Regions from separate parts of the Homo sapiens genome. Here region 1 is linked to region 2. A link is a loop called in an ENCODE intact Hi-C map of the cell type or tissue named here. Cell type or tissue: heart right ventricle. All regions are shown on one strand. Links, peaks and the distances in the headings refer to the core of each region. The heading gives the core; the rest is flanking DNA.

Region 1 (15,811 bases), core at 5,234-13,233, 120 kb after region 2:
GGGGTAAATGCTCTCCCTCAGTAGAGAAATTTTTCTGCTGATTATCTGGTTTTATATTTATTTTTTAAAAATAAAAAATACCAGCGTAAGACTGATATTTGTTAGAATGCATTTGAACACTGCAAAATATACTGTGTTTCTGTCACATCAACCTTCTTTCCCAGACCATCATCAGGCATTACTGCTAAAAACTAAAACCACACTACACAATAAGCCAGAAACACTCACACTGGGATACTTGCCTTCCAGTTAATGAATAATATGTATCTATATTCAAACTTTTCATTTTGAAATAATTATAGATTCACAAGAGTGGCCAACAAAACAAATGGAAAGGTAAGTTTCATGTATTCTTCACCCAGTTTCCCCCAATAGTAACATTGTGCTTAAATACAGTAAAATATCAAAACTAGGAAACTGATATTGGTACACTCCACAGAGCTTATTCAGATTTCATCATTTCACATGTATTTATTTGTGTATGTAGTTTCTATGAAATTTTTATCACATGTGGAGATTTCTATAACCGCCAGACACAGAAGTGCTCCATCACCACAAGGCTCCTTCATGCTATCTTTTTACAGGCACACCACCCACCACGATCTCTAATTCCTGGCAGCCACCAATCTGTTCTCCATTTTTATAGTTTTGTTATATCAAGAGAATTTTATAAATGGAATTATATAGCATGTAACCTGAGATGATTGTTGTTGCCCCTTGAAATCCATCCAAGTTGTTGTATCAATAGTTTATTCCTTTTTATTGCTGCATAGTATTCCATGGTATGAATACACCACAGTATAACAATTAACATGTTGAAGGATAACACCTGGGCTGTTTCCAGTTTATGGCTATTATAAATAAAACTGCTATGAACATCCATGTACAGATTTTTGTGAATACAGGTATTCATTTCTCTGGGACAAACACCCAGGAGTGCAATTGCATATTTAGTTTTATAAGAGCATATTTACTTTTATAAGAAACTGTCAAACTATTTTTCAGAGTGTCTGTGGTAGTGATTTCTCTCGTTATTCTTTTCATAATTGTTTTAGTTATTCTAGGTTCTTTGCCTTTCCAGATACATTTTAGAATAATGTTGTCTATGTCTATAAAACCCCTGCAGAGTTTTGATAGGAATTATGTTAAACATCTAGATCCATTTGGGGAAGACTGGCATCTGTAGTATGTTTATTCCAATTCATGAACACATGTCTCTCCATTTATTTACGCCTTCTTTGATTTCTATCATTATTTTTTTGTTAGATGTGTTCTGTTAGATGTGTATCTAGGTATTTCACTTTCTTTGGCATGACTTTAAATTTCAGTCTCTACATGTTCATTATCAGTACAGAAAAGCGATTGATTTGGTGTTGATCTAATATTCTGTGATATTGCAGAATTCATTTGATATTCTAGGAATTTTTCTGTGGATTCCATGAGATTGTCTATGTACACATTCATGTCATCTGGAAGCAGAAACAGTTTTATTTCTTCTTTTCCTATCTTTATATAACTTTCAGTACTATGTTGAGTAAAAGTGATATATGTATATCCTTGCCTTGTTTCTCAACTTAGGATGAAAGCATTCAGTCTTTCACCATTAAGTAGGATGTTATCTGTAGGGTTTTTGTAGATTCTCTTTATAAAGTTGATGTTCCTCTCTATTCCTTGTTTACTTAGAGCAGGCAAAGAGTAATATTTTAATGTAGGACAAAATACAGATTTATAAAGAAAAGATGTCTAGTTTTTTACACACCAATATGTGTGAGGACACACCCCATGACTCTAAACAATTTCCATTAAATGCTGAACTGCAAATGAGAAATGTTGTAGAGAGTGTATATAGGCTTTTTGTTTATATTCAAGACTTAATCTAAATCCAAACATTTGCACTGTATCCATATGGAGCCATGTTTCAAGTAATTCAGCTTTCATTGATTATTGCATAATTGGTAGTAAGAATTAATGCAGAGACTGAATATTTCATCTTTGAAATAGTCTGTATACTAGGAAACGCCTAAAATAAGGGTTTTTAAATCCAGATCTGTAACATCCTAGAAGACTCCAAACCTTAGGTGAGATGGCGAAGTTCCCAATACCAAATTTAACTCATTTTAACTTGAAAATAAGAATTTTTAGGAAAGTAGAAAAAGGTCATAAATAATGTCAGGGTTTTACAACTATTGAAAAGTTGTGAATCTATTATTTAAGAAACAATTTTCCCATTTTAGAGTTTCTAAAATGAAGAAAATTTTAAAGTATCATTTTTTAAAGAGTAAGTTCTTTCCTAATGCTGCTCTGACAAAACCTTTACTTACCAAGAAATTCACTTGGAACCTCACTACAAGCAGGCCACCCCACAGGACAAGCAGCCAGACATCCATCGGTTTCAGCAGAGCCTGGTCACTCAGAGCAAAGACATTACTCCTGTCTTAGCCCAGCAGGCACAGGTTCATTGCCTTGTCTCTTCTTCCACTGAATAAACTGATGTGACAAGCAGCAATGAGCTCTCCAGGTGTACACCACTGCACTGCACTCTACCACAGGAATTCCACAGACTGCAATGAGAGATTCCAGGATTTTTCACACAGATCCTTTTTCCCCCTATCCTTTCTGACTCTGTGAAATCAACTTAATACACATTCTTGAAAGCCCAGAGAGCTGACTGAATCAATAGTGCATGAGCATGATCTAGCTACCCTCCCTTTTCCCAAATCCCTAGATACGACAGAAACAGTAGAAGGCAGGTAGGATCAGACTGAAAGAGGAAGCCAGAGCCCCAAAACCCAGCTGGGGGAGCTTCTGTGGTGCTCTTTTCTAGATGAGGCACACTGCAAACAGGAAAGAACTGCACCCAGACAACCATTAGAAGGATTAACTGAGGACTAATTTCCTACCTTATAATTCTACACTAGCCCCAACCATGTCCACGCAGACATGTGTTCCAGGTTTTCTGTAGATTGTCTTTATCAAGTTGAGGATGTTCCTCTCTATTGTGGACATTAGGAACACAGAGAGAGGGATGGTGTCCAAGAGGTATATTAACAACCTAACAAATAGTAAGACCAGATACCAGGGCTTCCCAGTTAGCTGTATGACCCTGCTCCTCTCCCATATCACTAGAGTACTCAGACACCATATTCACAGACAAGGTATCTGGAAATCTCAAAAACAGAGATGAACAAACAACTAACATCCCCAAGAACGTAGGAAAAATTGAGTACAATGAGAGAGAGGAACCAAGTTCATCAAACAGAAGCAGCAGCACCCAAGAAAACCTGCTTAATGAAGCACTTTCGGAACTGTTAAAATAAAAAAAACAAAATATGCTCCACCGAATCAATGAAATGTAGTTCTACAAAGAAAATTAGTCTTGCATCAGACTTCTCACCAACAACTTTAAAAGCAAAAAGATGACAGACAAGTATCTGTGAAAAACGTATCTTCAAAGTTGGGAGAAAAATGATTTTGAATATATATTTCTATATCCAGCCAAATTATCATTAAAATGTGAAGACATTTTAGACACATAAGGACTTGAATTTTTCACAAATCCTCTCTGAAAGGGTTTCAAACAAAACAAAGCACAATAAAAATAATCCAAGAAAGGGACAGGGAGGCCAAGAAATTCATAAAATTAAGTAAAAAGTAAGTATTTATTACAGACAAACACAAGCAAATAAGAATGTTATTAACCAAAAAAGAAGTAAAAACAAACGGATTCTTATTTGTAGGGTAGGAGAAATAATGTAGATACTGTCTGACTCTAGACATTAAAGGTGGACGCCAACACAGAGAGAAACAGATTACATGTCGTGCAAACCACTACTGGGGAAAGAGCAAAGAAAGCTTGAATAATTTAACAAAATATGGGTAAAGGTAATAAATAATAAGGCAAATGAAAACCACAAAATAAGATAGGACAAGTCCAAACACTCCAGTAATAATAAATATAAATAAATTAAATCCACCTATTCAAAGACTGATTCATAGATTAGACACGAAATACAGCTATACACAGGCATACCTCAGCGATACTGTGGGTTCGGTTCCAGACCACTGAAATAAAGCGAATGTTGCAATACAGCGAGACACACAAATTTTTTTGTTTCCCAGTGCATAAAAAGTTATGTTTATACTATACCGTAGTCTATTAAATGTGCAACAGCATTATGTCTATAAAAGATAATGTACATACCTTAATTTAAAAATACTTTACGAGGGGCACATTTTCTCAGAATCTCCCGGGGCTGTGTCACGGGCAAAAAATTAAAAAAACAAACAAACAACAAAAAAAACTTTATCAAGACCAGCCCAGGCAACATAGTAAGACTCTATCTTTACAAAACTTTAAAAATTAGCTGGATGTGGTGGTGCACGCCTGTAGTCCCAATTACTCAGGAGGCTGAAGTGCGAGGATTGCTTGAGCCCAGGAGTTCAAGTCTGCAACGAACTATGATCATGCCACTACACTCCAGCCTGGGCTACAGAGAGAGTCCCTATCTCAAAGAATAAAAAAAAAAAAAAACCTTATTTCTAAAAAATGAGCCTTCAATGAGTCAAGGCATAATCTTTTTGCTGGTGGAAGTTCCTGCCTTGATGTTGATGGCTGCTTACTAATCAGGGTGGTGGTTGCTGAAGGTTGGCATGGCTGTGGCTATTTCTTAAAATAAGACAAGAATGAAGTTTGCTGCATCATTTGATTCTTCCTTTCATGAAAGATTTATCTCTAGCATGCAACACTGTTTGACATATTTTACCTACAGTAGAACTGTAGAACCTCTTTCAAAACTGAAGTCAATTCTCTCAAACCCTGCCACTGCTTTATCAAACTTACTATGTAAGTTTACATAATAGTCTAAATCCTTTGTTGTCATTTCAACAATATTCACATCTTCACTAATAGAATCCATCTCAAGAAACCACTTTCTTCACCTGCATTCATGGATTTAAAAAAATTAAGATAAAACAACAACAACTAAAAAAAAACACTTTCTTTGCTCATCCACAAGAAGCCACTCCTCATCCATTCAAGTTTTATCAAGAGACTGCAGCAATTCAATCATATCTTCAGGCTCCCTTTCTATTTCTCTTCCTATTTCCACCACATATGCAGTTATTTCCTCCACAAACTGTGAACCCCTCGAAGTCATCCATGAGGGCTGGAATCAACTTCTTCCAAACTCCTCTTAATGCTGATATTCTGACCTCCTCCCATGAGTCACAAATGTACTTAATGGTGCATCCTTTCCAGGTTTTCAACTTACTTTGCCCAGATGGATCGGAGGAATTACTACCAATGGCAGCCATAGCCTTACAAGATGCATTTCTTAAATAGTAAAGACTTGGAAGTCAAAATTACTCCTTGATCCACGGGCTGCAGAATGGATGCTGTGTTATCTGCATGAAAACAACATCAATTTCCTTGTACATCTCCATCAGAGCTCTTGGGTGACCAGGAGCATTGTCAATGAGTGGCAGTATTTTAAAAGGAATGTTTTTTTCTTAGTAGTAGGTCTAAAATGGTGGGCTTAAGAAATTCAGTAAACTATGCTGTAAACAGATGTGTTGTCATTCAGGCTTTGTTGTTCCATTTATAGAGCACAGGTAGAGTATATTTGGCTTAATTCTTAATGGCCCTAGGATTTTCTGAATGGTCAATGAGCATGGCTTCAACTTTAAGTGGCCAGCTGCATTTACCCATAACAAAGAGTGTCAGCCTGCCTTTTGAGGCTTTGAAACCAGGCATTGACTTCTCCTCTCTAGCTATGAAAGTCCTACATGGGATCTTCTTCCAATAGAAGGCTGTTTTAGTTACATCAAAAATCTGTTGTTCAGTGGAGCCAGCTTCATCAATTATCTTAGCTAGATCTTCTGGCTAACTTGCTGCAGCTTCTCCATTAGCACTTGCTGTTTCATCTTGTACTTTTATGTTATGGAGATGGCTTCTTTCCTTAAACCTCATGAATCAAACTCTGCTAGTTTCAAACTTTTCCTCTGCAGCTTCCTCCCCTCTCTTAGCCCTCAGAGAACTGAAGAGAGTTAGGGCCTTGCTCTGGATTAGGTTTTGGCTTAAGGGAATATTGTGGCTAGTTAGATCTTTTACCCACACCACTAAAACTTTCTTCATATCAACAATAAGGCTGTTTCACTTTCTTACCATTCGTGTGTTCACTGGAGTGGCACTTTTAATTTCCTTCAAGAACTTTTCTTTTGCATTCATAACTTGGCTATTAGGTGCAAGAAGCCTAGCTTTCAGTCTATCTTGCCTCACTATGTCTTGCTCGATAAGCTTAATCATTTCCAGCATTTGACTTAAAGTGAGAGATGTACCACTCTTCCTTTCACTTGAACACTTAGAGGCCACTGTAATTAATTGGCCTAATTTCAATATTGTTGTATCTCAGAGAATAGGGAAGCCCAAGAAGAGAGAGAGAGACAGAGAGAGAGAGAGATGGGGGAATGGCTGGTAGGTAAAACAGTCAGAACACATACAACATTTATTGGTTAAGTTTGCTGTCTTATCTGGGTGCTGTGTCTGGCACCCCAAAACAACTACAATAGTAACATTAAAGATCACTGATCACAGATCACCATAAAAAATAAATAATGACAAAGTTTAAAATATTTTGAGAATTACCAAAATGTGACAGAGAGGCATGATGTCAGCATATGCTGTTGCAAAAATGGTGCCAAGAAACTTGCTTGATGAAGGGTTGCGGCAACCTTCAATTTGTAAATAAACAAAAAAACCGCAAGATCTGAGATGTGCAATAAAGTTATGCACAATAAAATGAGGTATGCCTTTGTTTAAAAGGGATAAATCTAAAGCAATGACAAAACAGAATTTAAGGCAATATGTATCAAGGAGTATACTTTCGTATTGATAAAAGGTATAACTCATCATGTAAAATATATTAGAAACTTTTAATATCTTTATTGTCAATTATAGCTTGACAATACCATGTATAAAGCAAAAAATGGTTAAATTACAAAATTCACAGATGAGAATAGAAGACTACCATTATTCTCTCAGAAAATGACAGGTCAGAATAAAAACATGTAAGGGTACAAAGGAACAAGGTGCATAATGCATAATCTTAAGTATGTATAAAAACTCCAAGTATACAAATATTTTAATCACATAAAGAACAGTCACCATGGTATGAATTACCATGTATCAAGCCACAAAGAAAATCTAAAAATAGTATCCGAAGCAGAAATCAATTGGGCATAAATTAACTTCAATGTACTAAAATTAGAAGTTAAAAACCAGACAACTAAAGAGAAAAATAAATCTATCCATTTGGAATTTTTAAAAAGGAACACCTTTCTAAATAACTTTTCAGTTAAGTAAGAAACCAAAGACAAATTTTAGCAAGGACAACTGCAGAGTGAAACCCCTAGAATGTCATCAGGGATTGTGGGAGAGGGCATCATATAGCATTAAAGTTAAAGATGTACACATCAGATATTGCCAAATTGTCTTCTAAATAGCATTAATAAACCATTTGTTAGAAATCAAGACACACAGAAATAAGCTTTTGATACATGATGCTATTAAAAAATAGGAAACCTCAAAGATCCTAGAAAGAATAAAGATGAAAGAAAAAAAATGACATCTAAAACAAAAAGTATAGTTGATAAAATCAAATCTGATCTTTTGAAAATAATAATAAAATAGACAATTCCTCAGCTAAGTCTCAATGCTGAGGACCAGTATACTATAAAACACTTATTCAAAAAAAAGAACCAAAGTTTTTTTATTTAGTAACATCTCACAATATAATGACAGATTTTAATATTTGTGTATGCTCATTTTACTAAACATTTGTGAAAAATCACTGACTAATTTTGGCATGATAAACTAATGTAGATTAACAGAAAGACACCTGTCCTTTTTTTTAAAAATAGCAATTCTATATTTATTTCAATCACACATCACACAATATAAATTGAAATAACTATAAATAATGAAAATGAAAAAGTTACCTATGAACTCCACCCAAGCCTACTTCACCAACACACGGTAATCATTTATCAGACTGGTGAACATCTTCCCAAGTGGTTTTCTTTTCCTTTTTTAATAGCTTTTTAAAAGTTTTATTATGCAATATTTAAGACATAAGGGGGGAAGAAAAAGGAACATTACAATGAACTCCTGTGTACCCACCACCCAACTTCAAAAATAAACATCACCAATACAGCTGAAAGCCTACAGATATGCCTGCCCCTCAGAAGTAACCTATCTTGCTCTCATGCATTCTTCAGAGTTTACTACATGTACTACATGTTCATGTACTCCTAAACAATATATAACACTGCTTTGTATGTTTTAAAATTTTATATAAATGTTGGCTGGGTGCGGTGGCTCATGCCTGTAATCCCAGCACTTTGGGAGGCTGAGGCGGGTGGATCACGAGGTCAGGAGATCAAGACCATCCTGGCTAACACGGTGAAACCCCGTCTCTACTAAAAATAAAAAAAAAATTAGCTAGGCGTGGTGGCAGGGGGCCGGTAGTCCCAGCTACTCGGGAGGCTGAGGCAGGAGAATGGTGTGAACCCAGGAGGCAGAGCTTGCAGAGAGCCGACAGGGCACCACTGCACTCCAGCCTGGGTGACAGAACGAGACTCTGTCTCAAAAAAAAAAAAAAAAAAAATTGTATATAAATGTTATATGTACTCTTCATCAATTTGCTTTGTTTCTCTTAAAAAGTATGCTTGTGAGATCCAATCATGTTGGCAAATTGTTTAATTTTCACCGTATACAGAATATGAATACTGAACGAATTATTCCCCTGCTGTACATTCAACAATGCTGTTAAAAACGTTCTTTGAAAATCTCTTGTATGCATAAGTGAGAGCTACTCTGAGGTGCATATATAGGAGAGAACTGCTAGGTTATCAGATGTGTACATCTTTACCTTTACCAGATATTGCCAAACTGTCTTCTAAATAAGAGTTCCTGATATTCTATGGTCTTACCAACACTTAGTTTTGTCTGACTTCAGTTTTTCCCAATGTGAAAAGTATGAAAGAGTATCTTATTTTTAATAGATTTAAAGAGTACTTTATTTTTAATAAGATACTCTTATTAAATCTGCACTAATGAGGGTGAAGATTTTTTCTTGGGTAGACATTTGTGTTTCCTCTCCTGGAAATTCCTGGCTTCACTGTCTGATTAGAATGGCTCCATTAATCAAAAATCTCCGCTCAGATATTCTAATGAAAGACTTCAGTGAAGTCTAGTTATCTGTAGTAGGCAGAAACTGCTCATTAACCCTTTCTTTTCCAGAACATGATAGTCATAACATGAAAATCAGTGTCTTGGTGTACAGAGTATTCAATATAACATCAACACTCTTCAATGTTAAGTGCACCTTTGTCATTAATCCTTTAACCTGCATTTCAAATTACCACAAATGCAAGCAGAATACTCATACATATGAATCTGACATCATGTGCATGTATTTTTTTCCAAGATTAACAAATTAAAAAGCTGACTGCACCTTCGGATCAACAAATCCTTTAAAAAAATTAAGAACAAATTCCTACATGATCTTCAAAACAAATACAATCCCAAGGAGACAAAGTTGACACAAACTGAAAGGCAGTAAATACTTTCACCACAAATAGATAAATCTTGACAAGTGAAAGAGCACAAAGTGTGTGGAGAGGGAAAGAAGGTAGTTAGGAATGCCAAAGGTACCACAATTCCAGAATCCACCATACAGAAAGCCTCTGTATGTCAGTTTCCTATTCTGAACAATGAGATAGACAATAACAACCCCACGGGTCGCTGTGAAAAGTAAACAAGATAATATGGGAGTGCTACACCTGTACCTGATTCAATATTATATTATGGATAAAAAATGAAGCAGAGAGGTCAAGCACTTGTTCAAGTTCACAGTTAATAAATGATTCTAATACCCAAATTCTTTATATTGCACTGTAATATTCACAGTACCTTTCCAATATGGGTCTCCAATGATTGTTAGACGATATGCACAGAGAGGAGATGGCTAAAGAGAGCCACTAAAAGAAAAATCTGAGGAAAAGCATTCAGACCTTAAGAAAAAAATGACAATGAACAGAAAAGAGATTACTTTAAATGATAACTTACTCATTTTCCTTTGTACTCACAAATATACTTTAGACATTTGCCATCTAAAGGTTGAAATAAACGAAATGCCAGCTTTAGGCATATATGGCATTTATGAAACCCAATTTGCTAGTTAAGGCCAATTTAACAGAAATTCTCTAGAAATCATTTTTAGATAAACAACCGATCTGACCAACTCTAGCTGGCAGAATTCAAATGGCCAAATACTGGACCGAGGTTACCTACCTACTGCAGGTGCATCATACTCATCACCAAGCAGAATTTCTGGAGCGGAATATGCAAGAGATCCACAGCTTGTAGTGAGCTTCTTCCCTGGTTGAAATTTGTTGCTGAACCCAAAGTCTGTCAACTTTACAAGACCTTGTTTTTCAAAGAAGACTACATTCTCTGGTTTTAAGTCTCTGTGAACCACATGGAGTTTATGGCAATAAGATATAGCATGAACTATCTGAGCAAAATACTTCTTGGCCAAGTCTTCATTAAGACCCTCCTCATGTTTCATTATATAATCAAACATATCTCCTCCATCCCCAAGTTCTAGAATAAGATATAGTTTGGTCTGGGTGTCAATAACTTCATAAAGGCGGACGATGTTAGGATGCTGCACTAGTTTCATGCATCTCACTTCCTGGAAAAGATGACCAGTAGCTAGAGTGTCCAGTTTTGTCTTGTCAATAACTTTTACTGCCACCTTTTCACCCGTAAAGACATGCCTGGCAAGTTTAACCACGGCAAAATGGCCTCGACCCAAGGTTTTATCCAGATCATATAATCCAGCAATCTTTCCATCATACCCTCGCTTAAATCCTGCCATGCTGGTCCAACAGAAGAAAAAATATTTAGACTGTTTAAAATAGATCTTCTCATATAAGAATATCTGGTGAATACAAAAAATTCATTTTCAATGTCGTCATGGATATCTACAAAATAAGAAGAGAAACAAAATTAAGTTTCTGCGACTTTTCTTCACAAACTTTAAAATCACTTCATTTTTTGTTTTTTTCATTTTAAGAGAAACTTGAAGAAAATAAATTGAGATAAAAAATGAGTCAGGGTCATTAATAAAACCTATTTTTACATTTAGACTTTATATTACAAAGGCTGAATTTAAATACCATATCAAGTTTTTGCAAACTGAAAAAAAAATTAGTTCATTGGAAGCAATTTTTTGGTGATGTGAGTAATAAGAAAACTGGCAAGTTTGATAAGCATGTTTAAAAAACAAACATTTTCTAAAAGGAATTTTAGTGTCTTAAAAAATAACGCAACAGTTGACAAGGGAAAACACAAAGAATAAACATTTGCACAGAAACCCAACAACTTTTCAGTTTCCCCAAGACCAACACCACTTCCTTTAAGTGCAAAAAAAAAAAAAAAAATCCATTCTGTGAAGGTTTCTCTAACTCTCCCAGCTGGAATTACCTTCTCTCCTCAATATCCCCAGAGCACCTTGGGACACCTCTATTCTATGTGGTCTTATTCTACAGGTATTTGGGTACACCATCTCCTCTAACCTGACAGTAGCAGGTTCTCAGGGATTTTCTATTCTAAGGTTCTATTTTTTTTTCTTCTACTTTCCCCCAACACCTAGAACAGTGGTTACAAATAGCATATAATCAAAACTGTCTTATTAAATTTTGAAATGCAACTTTTTCCAAAATGTTTAGGAGGTAATTGTTTGCTCTTGCATCACTACTGTTTAGGATAAGCTCCTGGCACATAGTAGGTGCTTAACATATCAGTAAACATATTAACATTGACTTTTTAAACTTATAATTGAATTTATATAAATGTTTTGAGGGGGTTCTAGGTATATGGTAGTAGGTACTTAGTAAATATTTGTTAATTTACTGGTACTCAGCAGTTATGCTGATTTTTAATGATTGTTTTCCAACTGTCAATCACAACCCAGCATAACGTGATTATATTCCAAGAGTAAACAGGCATGCATTCTTACAGATGATTTAAGTCTTAAAAATCATTTGGTTTTTAAGAACCACATTTCGTACTGTACTTAAAAATTTCAACTTTTACAATAAATGAATAGAAATAGGTTCCTATTTATAAATGACAATGACTCAGAAAAACAAACGTGTATAAAATTAAACAAGATGCAACTTTATATCTCACAGGCTGAACCCTCACTTTTGTTCTGACCAACATTTAATAGAACTGAGTAACAAAATCCAACAAGGAATATAGCAACCTCCTAAGGCTAGCTCTCTCCCATTAGTCAGTATCTATCCCTTTGACGAAGCTTTTTCTACTGCTCTCAATATACAGTTTCACATTTTCAGTTACATATTAAGAGCATTAATTATTGAGTCCACTTAGATAAAAATATCCCAAAAAACGAAATTTGACATATAATAGGTAAGTTTTTTTTTAATTTTTAAAAACTGCTATTTATTTTTATTAGAGACAGGGTCTTGCTATGTTGCTCAGGCTGGTCTTGAACTCTTGGCCTCATGCAATCCTCCTGCCTTGGCCTCCCAAAGTACAAGGATTACAGGCTGGAGCCACCGTGCCTGGCCAGTCAGCACTGGTCTCATTTTTATAGCTAAGGCAATAGGCTGCTCTAGGTACAAGTGACATTAACTACAAAACCTAGGATTCACACCTAATTAATACATTTCAAAGCCCACATTGTTTATAAACATTTGGCCACTCTAATCAATGCCCCATTTAGGATAATATTATTTTTAGAGTTAAAATACCAACTATAAAAGAAGCATAAAGTCACTTTTATATTTATACCACTTCAGAAATGATCTGAATTGCATACCTAGAACCCCCTCAAAAAATTTATGTATGTTAAATTATAAGTTCAAAAAGTCAATGTTAATATGTTTACTAATATATTTTTTGCACTTTAGTAATTATTGTAATAATAAATAGCACTACCATTTACTGAATGAGTATTACACACCAGTCACATACCAAATACTTCACATTATCCTCATTCAATCCTCACAATTCCCCTCAAAGACAGGAATTATTAACCCCCTTTTGAGGCACAGTAACTTGGCCTAGGCCAAATGGCCAGTGTGTAAAAGAGCTGGGACTGAAACCCACGGCTGTCTGACACCAAAGTCCGTGCTTTAAAACACTATGCTACGCTGTGTCTGCAAACTGATTTCAGAACCAAAACTATTAATCCTGCTATTAAGATTTTTAAACTATTAAGATTTTTAAATAAGAAACTGATACAATGCCTAGGTGTGTGTGGGGGGAAGCAAATTTCTTCCATATGTATATTATCCCTGTCATCTGAACTAATAACTTTAATGACAGGATTAACAGGAAAATCCAAATTGAAAGACCTTGCTTTATTTGGACAGCAGTTCCCCAAAAGAAATTTTAATTTGGGTATATTTAATTTTCAAATATAAAAACTCTGGGGGGGGGGCAGGAAACTATCTTTAAATATTTAACTTCAATTAATTACAAGGGCAATAATTATGCTTAAAATTCCACCCAAGTCTGTTGCTATTGCATAAGCTTGCAAATGCCACTTTAGCTTTCAAAACACATTCCTTCAGGCTGCCCCCAAGTTATATAACTTTGTTCTTTTCATCTATCATTTTAGTTTAGATGTGTTCCTGGAAAGTGACATATAAATCAGATTTTATAAATGAATCTGATTTTTGAAAATAAAAGTTTTATTACAAAAATAAATGAAAAAGCTTTTTTTTCAGAGCCTCAGACACCTAGAGATAAGTACTATTAAACCCTAATGTTTCTCTTCCCAAACCTTTGCCAGCAAGAGGGCACAGTGAAATGATTTTTAATCTATAGCAAGCTATAGATTAAATAGAAATAATCTAATTGGTATCTTCACAATGAGTACCCTATAGTGAAACAATCACTCTTACTACCAAATAATTTACTTTTTATATGAGCACCCCTTTTCCATAGTCTATGAAACCACAATTAAATTGTATAGCTAAGAACAGGACACAATGATTAACTGAAAGTTTAGACGAAAAATATCCTTGTTCCTGAACATCTTTTTAAACACTAGTCTACTGTCTAATCCTACTATTAAGTACATTTTGAGTTAGAGTACAAAGTAACTAAATCATTTTTTTTGATCTCTGAGGATCTTGCAGCTCCCAAAAGTCATTCTGAACATCAATGCCCAATGTTAAGATGTGGCTTATATAAAGTAAAGGTGAATTTGTACTGTCTCCAAGACATACCCTGCAAACTGCATACTGAATAATCCTTATTATCACAGTGTTTTGTTAGTTGCTTCTTTTTCCTAAAAGAAAATAAAGAAAAAGATACAGGTTTAGTTCTATTTGTTTGAATTTTGCTTAAAGTCAAAGTATATACTCTAAGGCTGGATCTAGACACATGTATAAAAATAGTAAAATTTGTCTTTAGTAACCCAGTCTCCTATTATCCTTCTGCCTTCTGTGAATTACAACTCCTTTAAGCGAAATTTAATAAACAGGGATTTCAGAGTGAACAGAGATTGTTCCAGGTAGACAGGTCAGAAAAATTATTCCACTGGAATGAAGAAATAATAATGAACAAGGCCGGGTGCGGTGGCTCACGCCTGTAATCCCAGCACTTTGGGAGGCCGAGACAGGTGGATCATGAGGTCAGGAGCTCAAGACTTGCCTGACCAATATGGTGAAACCCCGTCTCTACTAAAAATACAAAAATTAGCCAGGCGTGGAGGCGGGCGCCTGTAATCCCAGCTACTCAGGAGACTGAGGCAGGAGACTTGCTTGAACCCAGGAGGCGGAGGTTGCAATGAGCCGAGATGGCGCCATTGCACTCCAACCTGGGTGACAAAGCGAGACTCCATCTCAAAAATAATAATAATAATGAACAACAGTACAATTGCCATTTTTAAAATGCCTCTTGCAACAGGCCCCGAACTCACATTTCACTGAATCCTCCCCATGAAACTGCATAGTAGGTACAATGAGGCTTAACTTGCCTGTGAAGCAGCAGTCTCTAGCTCCAATCATGCTCAGCCTGGCACCAAAACCACCCAGTCTCTAGGAGCCCCTAAAGGCTCATGAAACCCTCACGCTATAGCAGCCAAGGACGGCAAGCTTTACAACACACTGTCCTCTAGAAGGCAAGTGGAAATCACTTATGATGCCAGCATTAGGGATCACACAAAGCACCTTCATCATCCGAGGACTGTCACTTGATAGTAACAAAGAAACTATCACCACAAACAAAAGGAATGTGAGCAAATCACTTATATCCAAACTTCATGGCACAATGAGGGAATACTGACCAAGGTAGCCTTGCAGGTCTTCCCATGAAAATAAACTATTACATGAATAACAGAGAGGCCTAAACATTCACATTATGCCAACATGATAATTTACACTATACACTAATGGTGAGAGGTGTCCAGGTAAAGTTCAAATGCACTTGGGAGAAAAGGAGTGCAAGGGAATGGAGGAAACAAGATAGGACAGGTGAAAGGACGAGGAAAGGTGGTTGACCTCTGGATATGAAAGCAAGTGTCCTGCCAGGAATGAGGGAATGTGGAGCAACAGTTCTGCAGCACACACAGGGCTGGCAAAGCCATGGGCACAGGTCCATATCTAGTGACAGATGAACCCTGGGATGCCTACCTGACTGGTTCTTCAGCTCCAAGAGGGATATAGTAGCTCCTTCCACTATCCTTGCCTGCTTCTCTTTTTCCAGCAG
Region 2 (15,811 bases), core at 3,605-11,604:
TTCAACTGTCCTTTTTCTGTCAATAATTCAATGCAACATTTCTTAAAGGCTGTTCCATCTCTCTCATTGATTTTCTTAATGCCTTTTAATTATTTCTTTTAAAATTCACAACTTTTAATATTTAGTAACTCATGCTGTCACCACAGAGGCAGCTTTATCCTTTGATCACTTAGATTTCTGTGGGTGTTGATTCTGGATCACAAGATGATCTGGATTCGGAGAAGTATCAGTAGGTTGAGCCTATACATCTGAACAGCGGGATTACCAAGGGAAGCAATACCATTGGCTTAATTATACATCTCATATCATTATGTTATAGAGGACTTCTTTATGATGCTTGTGTGAGAAGGAAAAATAATAGCCAGGTTTTAAGTTTTCCATATTATAATGTCTGTGTACTTACCATATATGGAGTCAGCAGCATAAAGTTACAATCATTGAATTAATCTTTATTTATTATCACATCATAAAAGAAAATGCACCAAATGCTATGGGATTAGAGGATTCATGACACCTTATTTTTAAGATACATGTACGTTTCATGTAACTCAAACTGAAGTGCAGCACAGGGACATTGGGCAGAGAGTGGAGTGACAACAAATATTGTATACTAAGATGCGTTTCTAGAAAAGAGTTTGTGGAAGACTTCAGAATAAGCCATTTTTCTATAAAACATTGAGGGTACCCTTACGGTATCAGTTTACAGGAATACCTGGTTTTAAAAAGAATAAAGTTGGCTGGGTGTGGTCGCTCAACACCTGTAATCCCGGCACTTTGGGAGGCCAAGGTGGGTGGATCACCTGAGGTCAGGAGTTTGAGACCAGTCTGACCAACATGGTGAAACCCCCGTCTCTACTAAAAAATACAAAAAAAATTAGTTAGGTGTGATGGTGCACTCGGGAGGCTGAGGCAGGAGAATCACTTGAAACTGGGAGGCAGAGGTTACAGTGAGCCAAGATCGTGCCACTGCACTCCTCTAGCCTGGGCAACAGAATGAAACTCGGTCTCAAAAAAAAAAAAAAAAAAAAAAAAAAAAAAGAATTAAGCAAAGTCAGTAATTACTGAATGTACCACAACAGGGTGGACTCACTCAGTACAACTCATGGGCCTGCTTGGTCTTTGATACTTCACAGGCCAATACTTAGAAATTACCCAAGATTAATATAAATAATCCTAGATTGCTTAGATATCAATTTATTTCCTTGCATATATGGTCTGATGTATCACATCAACATGTACTCTTTCTTGTTTTCAGCACGCACTCCTGGCTTTAAAGTTTATACTTGCATTTGCCATACCTGATAAGCCACGGCATATCCAGATGAAACTAGCCAGACTGGAATTTGAGTCTTTGGAGGCACTCAAGCAGCAGGTGAGAGCAGCTGTCCTGAAAATGTATGTATTGCTTTAGCAAATGACAGGAAAAATAATTCAGAAGAATCAGTCTCAGCATTTTTTTCAGCCTTGAAGTTACCAGTTTAAATGAATACAGAGGACTCCAGTTCAGGATGACATAACAAAACCAAAATCCTAACAATATGAGCAACAAATAGGTTTAAATAACTAAACTAAAGAAACAAAAATATTCAGGCAATGTTAAATAAAGAATAGAGCTAGCATTCAGCAAAAGAACAAGACAGACATCTAAGAATCAACCTGGGGCAGCTCCCCACAGCTTCCAGTTTTGCCATCTACTGAAACATTAAGTGAGGAGAAGTGAATGAATAAAATCCTGAATAATAGCTTTCAGAGAGCGAGACAGAATGAGATCAGGTGTGTAGAAGCAGCAAAATTGCCCTGAAAGGAGAAACTGTGCCTCAGTGACTTCCACATTCTACCAGAGACTACAAAAAAAAAAAAAAAAAGCCATGCTGGAGTTGACCATTTTGGTGATTTTCTGCTTGTAGGAGAGTGGGAGTAGACAGAAGATCCCTAGACACCTGGAGTATCTCTCACTTGTTATCTTTAGTGCTGCATAGGAATTTAAGAAATGAGAGAATCAGTAAGGCATTGCCATCTGAGGGGACAAGCTCTGGGCAGAACCTCCTGGACACATACTCCTTCTTTGGCCTCCAAACCACTATGCATAGAAATATTTCTTCTTACATTTGGGGAGTGGGGAGAAAAAAAGAACGTGAAGAGGACCCACCTAAGATGACCCTTTGATCAAAGCCTGAGGGCTCCAAGGGTAGTGCGCCGGACAGGAGAACCCCACATCAAACCAATACTTGCCCTGATGAGGCAGGGTGACTCCAGAAGAGGACTTGTGATAAGAATGTGGAAAAGAGGATGAACCCAGGCCCACTAGCCATAGCTGTGCTCATGTTTGCCACACAGTAGGTGACAAGACTAAGTTACCTGCATTCCTAGAGGTTGGGCAAGTTCACTTTTGGCATGTGGGCTAGCCAGTGTGTCTATATGGTAAACCGGAACCCAGCATCATGCCCAATAATGAAACTCCAGAGCATTCCCAGCAATGGCAGAAAATCCATCATCATCACTGACAGCTAGCATTCTTCTAGAGGTACTAACCAAAGCAGTTGTATAAGAGGAAGAGATAAGTTCAAGTAGAAGAGGCAAGATTATCATTACTTGAAAATCAGAGGATTAGGCTGGGTGCAGTGGCTCACACCTGTAATCCCAGCACTTTGGGAGGCTGAGGTGGGTAGATCCCTTGAGCCCAGGAGTTTAAGACCAACCTGGGCAACGTGGTGAAATCCCGTCTCTACAAAAAATACAAAAATTAGCCAGGCATGGTGGTGCACGCTTGTAGTAACAGCTACTTGGGAGGCTGAGCTGGGAGAATTGCTTGAGCCTAGAAGGTCAAGGCTGTAATGAGCCATGATCATGCCACTGCACTCCCGCCTGGGTAACAGAGTGAGACCTTGTCTCAAAAAAAAAAAAAGAAAAGAAAATTAGAGGATTATATAGCTAAAAATAAATTATTAAAAATAAAAAAATTTGGTAAGGAAGCAAGTTACAAAGTTTATCTAAAATCGTGTTTCTTTTCACAAGAAATAATCAGTTTGAAAATATTTTTGATGAAAAATTCACATTTACAGAAGAAACCAAAATGTAAAAACTTAGGTGGTAATTTATGGAAACAATATAGATAACTTATAGAACAATTTTTTTTAAACTTTACTGGGATCAAAAGATTCAATCTTGTAAATATCCAATACCAATTCAAATATATCAAAATAAACATCTGAGAATAGCAAGGAAACTTCTGATAAAGAAGAAAAATGGGGACTCTCACTCTTGTCAGATATTAAAATGTATTCTGAATAGTACAATAATTATAATTAAATACATTTTAAATTAGGGAAGAAATGGAAAAATCAGTGGAATAGAGAGCATTGAGTCCATAAATGGGCCCAAATAAAACTGGGGATTTCATTTATGGTAAAAGTGATATTTTATGTCAATGGAAAAAAGAAGGATTATTTGTTACACAGTTTGATGGCAAACAGCTGTTTGGGAAAATTATTATACTTTATTTTAACTCATTCCTTATGAACCTCCCCACCACCACAAAATTCAAGGTTGACAGATTTAAATGTAAAAAATGTAAACCATAAGAAGTCTATTAAAAGTCTGGGTGTATCTTTTAGTGGGAAATGCCTTCCTAATCAAGACACAAAACCCAAAAATCATTAAAAAAAAAAAGATAAAGTAAAATACATGAAAAATGAAAACTTCTGTATGACAAAAAATAAGCAAACTCAAAAGATAAATTGGACAAACTGGAAAAATATTTTCATATATAACAAAGTCAATATCTTTAATTCAAAAAATAATTTCCACAAATCTATAAAAAATGACAGTCCAGTAATGAAAGGAAAGCATATGAAGAGATGCTCAACCTCATTCAAAATGAAAGAAATATAAATTTAAACACCAGTGAAATACCACATTTCGCATGTTCTATTGGATTATGTCATGATAGCCTGTCCTCACTGGATTTGGGAAATGGACATTCTTTTATATATAACTGACAGAAGTGTAAATTGGTTCAGTCTTCCTCGAATTGCAGTTGAATTTAATTTCAATTACTCTCCAACACCAAACAAACCTTACTAGGGTAATGGTTGTATCTGAAAAGAGTACCAAAATTTAGTCATTGAAACATTTTTATTAGCAAAAATCTGGAGATAACTAAATTCCTCAATAGGAGAATGGTTAAGTAAATTATTGTATATCTATACAATAAAATTCCAGTAACCTGCTTTTTTAAAAAAGATCTGTCTATGCTTATGCATGCACATACACACTGCCTACATTTTTGCAGCTATTGAATTTATGACTAAAAGATTTTAGGTGTCAGTTTAAAAATGCGTGAGAGGGCATAAAGCATCTAAAAACTTTATGAGGTATGTAAGAAAAAAAGCTGAATGTACAGCCTTGTCTCTGGAAGAGTTTTAGTTAATCAGATTTCTCCATTGATTGCATTTCTGGTGACATTTTGTAGATGGGGGCAGGCAACTTCCTGGCTGGTGCATACATATCTTAACTCCAGGTCTAGGAAGAATCATGCTTCATGTTACTCAGGATTTCGTGGTATATCTATACAGTAAATTTTATGGTCTGTATATACCATAAAATTCCATGAATTTGCTTTTTTAAAAAAGATATTTTGAAAAAATCACTCAGGATTTCATGTTACTACTTGTTTGTCTAAAAAGGAAAGGATTCTTCTTGAGAGAATGAAATTATACCTCATTCCCTATGAACCTCCCTCACCACCACCAAATTCAACATATTATTAGTATGTCTCATGTTACTAAATACATTTACCTAAAACTCCAAATGCAGGAGTGTTATATTTGCCATTGAGGGTGTCATGGATATGTGTTTACTATGGATATGGCTAAATGACCTCTCAAGTCATCTTAGCTCTTAGATTCCCATATCTTCAGGTACACTTTACCTGACAGTGAGGCAAAGCTCTAATTCCAAATTTATTTATGCTCATCTTCTTTGAGAAATGAAACACTGACCAAAATCCTCTCTCATACAAGTTGAGTATCCTTTATCCAAAGTGCTTAGGACCAGAAGTGTTTTAGATTTTGGATTTTTTTTTTCAGATTTTTGAATAGTTGCATTGTATTTACTGCTGAGCCTTCCTAATGGGAAAATCTGAAATCTGAAATGCTTCAATGACTTTTTTTTTTTTTTTTTTTTTTGCATTCACAAAGTTTCAGGATTTTGGGGTATTTCAGATTTTCAGATTAGGGATGCTCAACCTGTATTACTTAAAAAGAAGAAGAAAAATCTAAAATATGTTATGTCTCTTTGAGATTTTTTTCCCCTGAGGACATAGATCTGATTCTCTGGTTAAAACCACCTTGTAAGAAAAGGTGATTCTGAAGGGACAGATGTCTAACAGGTTCCATTCAGTATACTTATTGAATGCTTTCTAATAGAACGTTCATAGCTTGCCCTGAAGGTGATTTTTAAATTTGTACATGTGCAGCTCTAATGTCTCTGATCCATCAAGTGGGCAGACAGCAATGATGAGTGTTGTCAGGCTCTCTTAGGGCCTTGCAAACCCAGAAGAAGTATTCTCCCTCCCTGTCTCCACTAAATTTTTTTCTTTTAATTATCAATCTGAGAATTAAAGGTTCAGGGTTGGCTGGGTGTGGTGGTTCACGCCTGTAATCCCAGCACTTTGGGAGACCGAGGTGGGTGGATCAGTTGAGGTCAGGAGTTCGAGACCAGCCCAGCCAACATGGTGAAACCCTGTCTCTACTAAAAATACAAAAATTAGCTGGGTATGGTGGCACACACCTGTAATCCCAGCTACTCGGGAGGCTGAGGCACGAGAATCGCTTGAATCTCGAAGGTGGAGGTTGCAGTGAGCCAAGATCACGCCTCTGCACTCCAGGCTGAGTGACAGAGTGAGACTCTGTCTCAAAAAAAAAAAGGTTCAGGGTAAAAGTTGGACCAAAGATATCGTATGTAACAACCGCCTCTCACTCTCTTTTGCTGACTCAAGGCTTTGCTGCATGGTTGACACTGCTACATGGGCCACCCAAGTTTATGCCACCAACCAGGAGAGACAAACATTTTCATCACAATTCCTGTTTAGTCTCACTGCCCAGGAGGTCCTATAAGGTACAAAAGGTTACCTCCTTTTCAGAAACTCAAAAAATTAACTGGCCATGACTTCAGTTCACTTGCTGAACTAGTGCCATTTCTAGGATGGAGAATAGATTTCTCATTTTTCTTTAATCTGACATTTAACTATCTGCTTTGTAACTATGAGTAGCCTCAACTCACTGGGCTCCTCCCACGTAACAAAAGCAGAGAGAGCTTCTGTCAGGTAACCTGGTCAGTTTGTGGGACCAGATCAGAAATTGAGTTATTGAAAACATATTTGGGTGAAGTCTCACTATTAAGTGACCAGATATTGATAGTAAGCTTATCAGTAGAAATTATTACTTATGGATAGTTATTATGTTTAATTTATACCTTAATTGCTACTTTTCAACTCAAGTCTCATTTTATGGGCAAAATATGATTGAGAAATTTGACAGTCCTTAAATAGGGTTGTGCATTTTACATGTAAACCCTTGTGAAAAACACATGTACTTAGACCCTATGCCCTGAAGATTCTTCTTCCCTAAATCGAAGGTGGCGCCCAGGGACTTACATTTTTTTTAAAATGCTCCTGTGTCTCCACCCCACTTTTATCAATCCCCACCCCCCAGCAAAAATAGATTCCCAAGCATGGCCAGGTGAGTGCCAAGAACAAGCAAGTTTGAGGCCACCTTGTGCCACCTGTGGACAAGTCAGGTGGCCTCTTCGCACCTCAGTTTTTTATTTTTATATATTTTTTTTTCATAAAATGAAAGACTGGATTCCCCAGTCTATGGGAAGGCCCAAGAAATCTCCTTTTTAAACCAGCACATCAAGTGATTCTAATTCAGGGTCCTTGGATCCCATTTGGAGACATGCTCTGTGGATTCAGTTATTCTTCTCAGCTTGTGACAGGAGGAGTGGTGGTGGATTGCTGAAATGAATGTGGGAAGGAAATGTACTGAAAACAGATCTTTTTTGGTACAAATAGGAAGCTATGTGTGTTTCTAAATATATAGGCAAATTAGACATACTTGAAGGTGGGAGGCAAACTGAGGAAAATAAAATAGTTTACTTTGCATAGGGCATTTTCAAATGATTAGGCTTTATTTGGCTGAAACCTTTACAAAGAATTGTAGACAGTAAATATCATCCTAGTGATGCCCTTTTATTTCTCTTCAAATTGATTTATTCATCTCTCAGTCATTTTAAGATCCAATTAAAAATAGAAAGGATTCTAATGCAGGAACCATTTGATAACTCCGTGGCCTGGAGCACAAGGACAACATCCACTTAACCTGCTTCTGGGCAGTCAGCCCTCCTGGGAGCCCAGAACACACAGAAGCCAGGGAGCAGGGCTGGCTGCCTAGAGCCTTTGAGAAAGAAAACAGCCTCAGGAATCAGTTAAATGAACAAGAGAAGGACTTTAAGGAGACACTACTAATTATAGCTCTCAGGGGCCTCAAATTAGGTGTAGGACCCTTAACTAGACAGGCCAACTGGGCCAGGCCTTATCAAATAATGTCTTTGTTTTTTAGAGTTAAGTGTATTTAAATTAATTTATGTTAATGGAAAAACCAAACTCTGTAAGATATTTAAAGAGGTTTATTCTAAGCCAATATGAGTGACCATAGTCCCAGGGAACAGTCTCGAGGTCCTGAGAAAGTGCCCAAGGCAGTCACGTTACAGTTTGGTTTCATTATGCATTTTAGGGAGACAGAAGTTACAGAGAAAGACATAAATAAATACATGTGAGGTATACATTGATGCGATGTGAAAGGTGTGGAGGCGGGGGAGGGATGGGCTTACAGGTCATAGGTGGATTCAAATTGGCAATTGGTTGAAAGAGTCAAGCTTTGTCTAAAGACCTGGAGGCAGTAGAAGGAAATGCCTGAGTTAAGATAAAGGGGTTTGTGGAAGCCAAGGTTCTTGTTGGGTAGATGGTAGCACCCTTCAGAGGGGATACATGGTAAATGTTTCTTCAGACCTTAAGAGGTATCAGACTCTTGGTTCATCTCTCCTAGATCCAGGAAAGGACTGGCTGTATTAATGGATATTCTCTACAGACGCAGATTTCCCCCACAAGAGATAGTATTGTGGAACCATTTCAAAATACGTCAAAGAAATATATTGTGGGGTAAAATATTTGATTTCCTTTGGGGTCTGCTATCTGTCATGTGATGCTGTACTGCAGCCAGGTTGCAATTTGTTATCTTACTGCCACAAAGGGTCTGTTTTGACAGTCTAATGATCTCTATTTTAATGTTAATGCTGGTGGTAGTCATTTGTACCTAAACTCCAAAAGGGAGAATGTATAATGAGGCCTGCCAACCTCCCTGTCATGGCTGAGAATTCAGCTTTCCAGGATTCTCTGAGGTCCCTTTGGCCCAGGGGAGGGGGTCCGTTCTGTTAGTTGAGCAGCTTAGGATTTTATTTTTGGTTTATATTTAAGTATTCAGTGTTAAATTAGGTTAAATATTAACCTAATTTAATAGGTTTTTTTCAACATTTCGTAAGAACTTCTGAACTTCTTCCCCCCGCTCCATTTGTGCTCTCAAGTTAAGGTAAATAGAGGCTGGGCACAGTGGCTCATGTCTGTAATCCTAGCACTTTAGGAGACCAAGGCAGACAGATAGCTTGAGACCAGCCTGGGCAACATGGCAAGACCTCATCTCTATTTAAAAAAAAAAAAAAAAAAAAAGTTACAGTAAATACATAAGCATTTTTAATGGAAACTGTAAAATTTTACAGCCTAGAATTAAGGTGCTAAAGTATTTGACTATTGAATAGGTAATCACATATTAATCTGCTAACATCTAGTTCAGAATGAAATGTTAAATCCAAATACAGAATTAGCCTCTAACAAAGCCAATAGCCACAGTCCTTAGGAAGGGGTGGTCTACTTCCTGGGGCCCCAAGTCAGGTCTAGGCCCAGTAAAAAGTACCAAAGTTTATGGTATATCTATCATTTGGGTGGCCTGTCTGAGCCTGCCTCTCCCTTTCTTCTTTCACTGGAAGGTTTGTCTTCCAGCCCTGTCACCACCCAAAGGGTTCATTTCGCCCGCTGCCCAGATAGAGCCAATTTATCAAGACAGGAGAATTGCACTAGAGAACTAGTTTAATTCATGCAGAGCAGGTTGAACATGAGAGCAGTTTTATTATTACTCAAATCAGTCTCCCCAAAAATTCAGACTAGAGTTTTTCAAGGATAGTTTGGTGGGTAGGGGGCCAGGGAATGGGGAGTACCGACTAATTGGATCAGAGGTGAAATCACAGTGAGTCAAAGCTGTCTTCTTCAGCTGAGTCAGTTCCTGGGTGAGGGCCACAGGACTGGTTGGTGAATCTGGTGGAGCCATCAGTCCTCAGAAATGCAAAAACTGGAAAAGAGATTTTAAAAGACCGATCTTAGATTCTACATGTTATCTGCAGGAGTAACTGGGGAAGTTGCAAGTCTTGTGGCTAATTTGTTAGTTTTATAAAGGTGGTCTGGCTCCCAGGCAAGAAAGGAGTTTGTTTCAGGAAAGGACTGTTAATCATCTTTGTTTCAAAGTTAAACTATAAACTAAGTTTCTTCCAAAGTTAGTTCGGCCTTTGCCTAGGAATGAGCAAGGGCAGCTAGCTTAGAGGTTGGAAGCAAGATGGAGTTGGTTAGATCAGATCCCTTTCAGTGTCATAACTTTCTCACTGCAACGATTTTTGCAAAGGAGGTTTCAGCCCTGTGTAGCTGCAGAGAAGTGACTTGACCTTCCTGTATTAGAGTCCCCCCAACACTCAAATGGGGCAAAGTCAGAATGAGGCTGGAATGAGGCAATGTGAGTAAGACCCATTATGGAGCAGTGTGTTGGGGGAATGAGGATGATGAGGGAGGAGGAGGACCAACTCATGCATTCGCTGGGTGAACCCAGCAAGGAATTCTAGGATAAAATGGTACCGTAACATCAGATTTGCCTGGAGAGTCAGAATTCTACCTTTGTGGCAATCCCACCTATTTTCATGACCTAACACAGCTGGGCTGTAATAACAATGAGGTAGTAACAGCTGACATGTAGTGTGTGAGAACATGAGCCAGGCACTGTTCTAAACCTTTTGCATGTGCCAGTGTCTCTTCAGAACAGCTCTCCACGGTAGGGTCTGTTAGCCATTTGCAGGTAATTTTTTGCACAGTAAATTTCTCTCCAATTGATAAAATGATAACCTCCTTTAAAGATGATTAATGCACAAATAAATACTGGCTCCTTTGCACCTTTTGGGTCTAGCAAGATTCCCAAGCACTCCTACTTTGTAACTCTGACCACCAGTATACCTGCCCTCTGCAGTCAGCTTCACAGACCCCACCTCCTGGAGAAAGCCTTCTTCCCATTGTGTAACAGGAGCCTGGTGCCCATTTCTGTTCATTTGCCCCACTATAGTTTGTTCTGTTTCAGTCTCCCTTGTGAGCTGCGAGGTCCCCGAGGGCCAGGTGATGACTCACTCACTGCTGAGTCCCCTCACCCAGCATAGGGCCTGGCGCCCAATAGACTCTGAATAAATATCCACTTAATCAAACTGAGTTTGTTGACTCACATGTAATTCACAAGCCAATATATTAAATAAATAAGGACAAATGATGTCCTTGGACAAAAAAAAGAGTCTTAAAATAGATACTCTGGCAGAAATGGAAACAGGTCATGTGCCTTTCTGGGATCACTGGGGAAGAGAATGCATTCTGAAGAATTGTATGTGGACACTTTAGAAGGACCACATACCTTGCCTTGATAAAGCTCAAATCCTTTTTTTTTTTTTTCCAAAAAAAATCTGACTGTGATTGACATCAGTAACAAGAGTAGCTCCCCAAGATTGTAAAATAACCCCAAATCACGCAAGAAAGAATTCTAAAATAGTTTGTACTTTGCACTTGTACTTGTTAGCTAGAAAACTAATTCAGGCTCTGGAGCAATCCTCCTTTTATCACTGATGGGTAGACTTTTTCCTCCTGTATTTTATGTTTTCACTAGAGAAAAATTTCTTTAAAGTGCACAGAGGCATCCAGACAGTAAAATAAAACTACAGCTCTTCTGATCGTTGTCTTCCTCAGTAAACAATGTATGTAAGTGACTACTTATCTCATTGGTTTGCTAAGCAAACTGTAAAATTTATATATCTTAATATTCCCCGTAGATGTGAGAAACATGGCCAAATCATAGGCAGATTTATTTTTTCTTATGAAAACTACTGAATAGGCTGTGAAATGGAATAAAATTTACCATTTTTCAAGTCACCCCATTGATAGATTGGAAGCAATGTGGTAAGAGGGGGCCTGGAGGCACAGGTCCATTCCACAGAGAAAGGCCTTGGGGCCACTATGCTGTAGAAGTGATGGCTGTGTGCTTGGGACCATTTTCACAGATGTCATTCAAATGTATTTGCATTGGTAAAGAAAAAACTTGCCTCATAATAAATTCTAGAGATATCAGAATGCTTAAAACTATATTTAAAAACAACAAAAAAGGGTGGGCGCGGTGGCTAACACCTGTAATCCCAGCACTTTGGGAGGCTGAGGCAGGCGGACCACAAGGTCAGGAGTTTGAGACCAGCCTGACCAACATGGTGAAACCCCGTCTCTACTGAAAATACAAAAATTAGCCGGGCATGGTGGCACGCACCTGTAATCCCAGCTACTCAGGAGGCTGAGGCAGGAGAGTCGCTTGAACCCGTGAGGCAGAGGTTGCAATGAGCTGAGATCTCACCACTGCACTCCAGCCTGGGCGACAGAGCGAGACTCCATCTCAAAAAACAACAATAGCAACAACAACAAAAAAGATGTATTCTTTTTTAAAGTTAGAGTTCCAATCTCATATTCTGTATTAGATTAATAATTGCATTGCCATGATGGTCAACATATGGGAGAGCAGCTCTTCTTTTGCAGGTAAATGCCTAGGATTGGCTTATGTATCCATTTATTTACTTTTTATTAAATATTTTAGGAAATTAAAAGATTATACTGTTAGATGAAAAAGTTATGAAGAGGGAGGTAGAGATTTTATGTTACACGTATTTTACCACAATAAAAAAACTTTTTTTTTTGGAGACATGGTCTTACTCCGTCACTCAGGCTGGAGTGCAGTGGCACGATCACAGCTCACTACAGCCTTGACCTTCCAGGCTCAAACAATCCTGCTTCCTCAGCCTACCAAGTAGCTGGAACTACCAGTGTTAGCCACCACACCTCTCTAATATTTTGTATTTTTCTGTATATTTATAGTAGAGACAGGGTCTTGCCATGTTGCCCAGGCTGGTTTCGAACTCCTGGGCTCAAGTGATCTGCCCACCTGGGCCTCCTAAAGTGCTGGGATTACAGGTATGAGCCACCATGCCCAGTTCTTTTCTTTTCTTTATTTTTTGAGACAGGATGTCACTTTGTCACCCAGGCTGGAATGCAGTGGAATGCATGCTCACTGCAGCCTCGACCTCCCAGGCTCAAATGATCTTCCTGCCTCAGTCCCCCAAGTAGCTAGGACTATAGGTGTGCACCACCATGCCCAGCTAATTATTATTTTTATTTTTTGTAGAAACAAAGTTTCACCATGTTCCCCAGGCTGGTCTAGATCTTCTGAGCTCAAGCAATTCACCCACATTGGCCTTCCAAAGTGCTGGGATTACAAGTGTGAGCCACCGCTCCCAGCCCTGGCCAGTTCTTTTCTTGAGACAGTCTTGCTCTGTCATCTACCCTGGAGTGTGGTGGCGCAATCTGGGTTCCCTGCAACTTCCACCTCCTGGGTTCAAGCAATTCTCCCACCTCAGCCTCCCGAGTAGCTGGGACTACAGGTGTGTGCCTCCATGCCCAGCTAATTTTTGTATTTTTAGTAGAGACAGGGTTTCGCCATGTTGGCCAGGCTGGTCTCAAACTCTTGACCTCAAGTGATGCATCCATTTTGGCCTCCCAAAGTGCTGGGATTACAGGTGTGAGCCACCGTGCTTGGCCCCTGGCCAATTCTTTTTAAAAGATTATACTGTTGGCATCATCGAATTTAAAGATACTGGTCTATGACTACCAGACAAGAAGCTTTTTGGAAGCAGGATTACTCCAGAAATGTAGATTTATAATCGTTGAATGAAATAGTCATTAATTAAGTGAACATCATTAAGGTCAAAGCCCCATCCCTTTGTGCCTTTTTTCAACTATTAAGTGCTAATCCTTTGACTTTGAAATTATCCTGTGTGTGTTATAGTTGGGTATTAGATTCAGGAAACCATTATTAAATATTTAATATACTTTCCTACACCAAAAGTGTAGGAAACCACACTTAAAAAAAAACTTTGTTTTTAATTACTAGTAAACTGCTAAAATAGGAAATTTTTTGTTTACTGTAACAAACAGTATTCCTTTCCTTTCCTTTCTTTTTCCTTTTCTTTTTCTTTGTCTTTTTCCTTTGCTTTTGCTTTTTGTTTTTGTTTTTCTTTTTCTTTTTTGAGACAGGGTCTGGCTCTGTTGCCCAGGCTGGAGTACAGTAGCATGTTCACAGCTCACTGCAACCTGCAACCTGCACCTCCTGGGCTCAAGCTATCCTCACACCTCAGCCTCCTGAGTATCTGGGACTACAGGTGTGCGCCACCATGAAGGGCTAATTTTTGTATTTTTTGTAGAGACAGGGTTTCATCATGTTGCCCAGGCTGGTCTCAAACTCCTGGGCTCAAGCAATCCACCCTCCTCAGCCTCTCAAAGTGTTGGGATTACTGGCGTGAGCCACTGTGCCCAGCATATTTTTTACTTGATTTCCAATGCTATAGGATCTCAAGAATATGACTGAATATTATATTATGTAATAAACATAGAGAAACTGGGCTGAAATATATTAGTGATTGATAGGCTAGGAAATTTAGACTTTTAAAGTAAAGCCCTAAGAACAACATGTTTGCTCATTTGTTTCTTTCTCTTAAGAATAGAATGTAGAAAACAAGAAATGTTTGGATTTAAGAACTCTTTTAAATACTACCTAAAGGAAAATAATCACTTCATAAAGAAATAATGCTTATGAGAACATAAATAGTAATATAGTGAACCCATATGTAACTCAAAATGAAAATACAGATATTAAAATTCAGCAACAGCTGGGTGCAGTAGCTCACGCCTGTCATCCCAGCACTTTGGGAGGCCGAGGTGGGTGGATTGTTTGAGGTCAGGAGTTCAAGACCAGCCTGGCCAACATGGTGAAACCCCATCTCTACAAAAATACAAAGAATTAGCCAGCCATGGTGGTGCACAGCTGTAGTCCCAGCTACTGAGGAGGCTGAGGCAGGAGAATTGCTTGAACCCGGGAGGCGGAGGTTGCATTGAGCCAAGATCACACTCCAGCCTGGGCAACAGAGCAAGACTCCATCTCAAAAAAAAAAAAAAATGCAACAAATACTAATTGAATACATCTATGATTGAAACACAAAAATATATCAGAAGTTCTCTGCATCATATAATTGTCCAATGTTAGAGTTGAAAAATTCTATAGAAATGATCTTTTTAGGAATTCTGACTTTACAGATTAAGGAATGGATCTCCAGCTGTTGTTGTCAGCTTCTACGATGTTCTACAGTGATCCCTGCTGCCTAGTATTTATGCCCTTGTGGAGTCCTCTCCCACTTTGTATCTTGATTTTTCTGTGTGATCAGTAGAATACTGTAGAAATGACGTTATGTTTCTTCTGAGGCCAGGTCATTAAACAACATGATGGCTTCTGCCTTCTCCCTCTTGAATCACTCTTCCTCTTGCGAAGCTAGCTGCCATGTTGTGAGGACACTCAGCCAGCCAGTGTAGAAGCCTACAGGACTAGGAACATGGCTTATTGCCAACAACCATGGGAGCAAGTGATCTTGGAAACAGATTCTCTGGGCTAGGAGTTGGCAAACTTTTTCTGTAAAGGGCCAGATAATAAATACTTTAGGCACGTGGGCCATCCAGTCTCTATCACAGCTAATAGTTCTGCTGCTGTAATGCAAAAGCAGTCTTAGACATACGTAAATGAAAGAGCGTGGCTATGTTCCAGTAAACTTTGTTTACCGAACAGGCTGTAGGCCAGTTTTGGCTTAGGGACCTATTGCCATTCCCTTCTTTAGCCTTAGCTCTAAGCCTTTGAATGACTGCAGTTCCTGCCTACATCCTGACTATAGCTTTGTGAGAGACTCTGAGCCAGAGCCACCCAGCTGCTTCCAAATTCCTGACGCACAGGAAGTGTGAGATAATAAATGCTTGTTCTAAGCCACTAAGTTTTGGGATAATTTGTTACGCAGTAATAGATAACCAATGCATCAACAATCCAGGAAGGGAGGCTGGGTGACAGATGAACTGTTTGGCTATGAGTTAATCATTGTTGAAGCCAGGTGATGAGTAAGTTGGGGTTCATTATTCTCTCTACTTTTGTATAATAAAATGGAAAAAGAAAAGGAAATTGGTCACTAAGAAGGATATGTGATTTGTCTAAAATCAGACCCTCAGCACTTTGAAAAAGCCCATGCTGTACACCCAGGTCTCTGGCCCTAAAGTCCCATGTTCTCTTAGCTACCTCTCCCTGCATAAGTAACAACCAATAAAGATCTAGCCCTTTGGCTAAGTTTTCCTTCCAATTCTTTGTTTGTTTGTTTTGGTTTGGTTTTTGTTTTGAGACAGTCTCGCCCTGTCACCCAGGCTGGAGTGCAATGGCACTGTCTTGGCTCACTGCAACTTCTGCCTCCCAGTTTCAGACGATTCCCCTGCCTCAGCCTC

Evidence for each region. Peaks named below come from ENCODE experiments on the same cell type or tissue, not always from the same donor. Only the 100,000 strongest peaks of a DNase experiment are listed, where the experiment ranks them.
Region 1: it touches region 2 in a loop (2.5-fold over the local background); 2 of 110 quality-filtered maps call a loop at or near these places.

The regions. Positions count from the first base shown.
Region 1 is chr3:43,298,333-43,314,143 of GRCh38, reverse strand. It overlaps SNRK (SNF related kinase), which reads right to left. Exons shown (of 7, transcript NM_017719.5): 2 at 14,329-14,390; 3 at 10,352-11,046. The coding sequence starts at 10,940. Among named protein-coding and RNA genes, the nearest start is that of SNRK, 20 kb to the right of the region's middle. In heart right ventricle, for the core only: no CTCF peak of the experiment used is centred there; no DNase peak of the experiment used is centred there; H3K27ac peaks cover 2,250 bases.
Region 2 is chr3:43,418,172-43,433,982 of GRCh38, reverse strand. It overlaps ANO10 (anoctamin 10), which reads left to right. Exons shown (of 13, transcript NM_018075.5): 12 at 1,256-1,372. Among named protein-coding and RNA genes, the nearest start is that of SNRK-AS1, 74 kb to the right of the region's middle. In heart right ventricle, for the core only: a CTCF peak has its summit at 7,432; DNase peaks (open chromatin) are centred at 7,412 and 10,530; H3K27ac peaks cover 5,968 bases.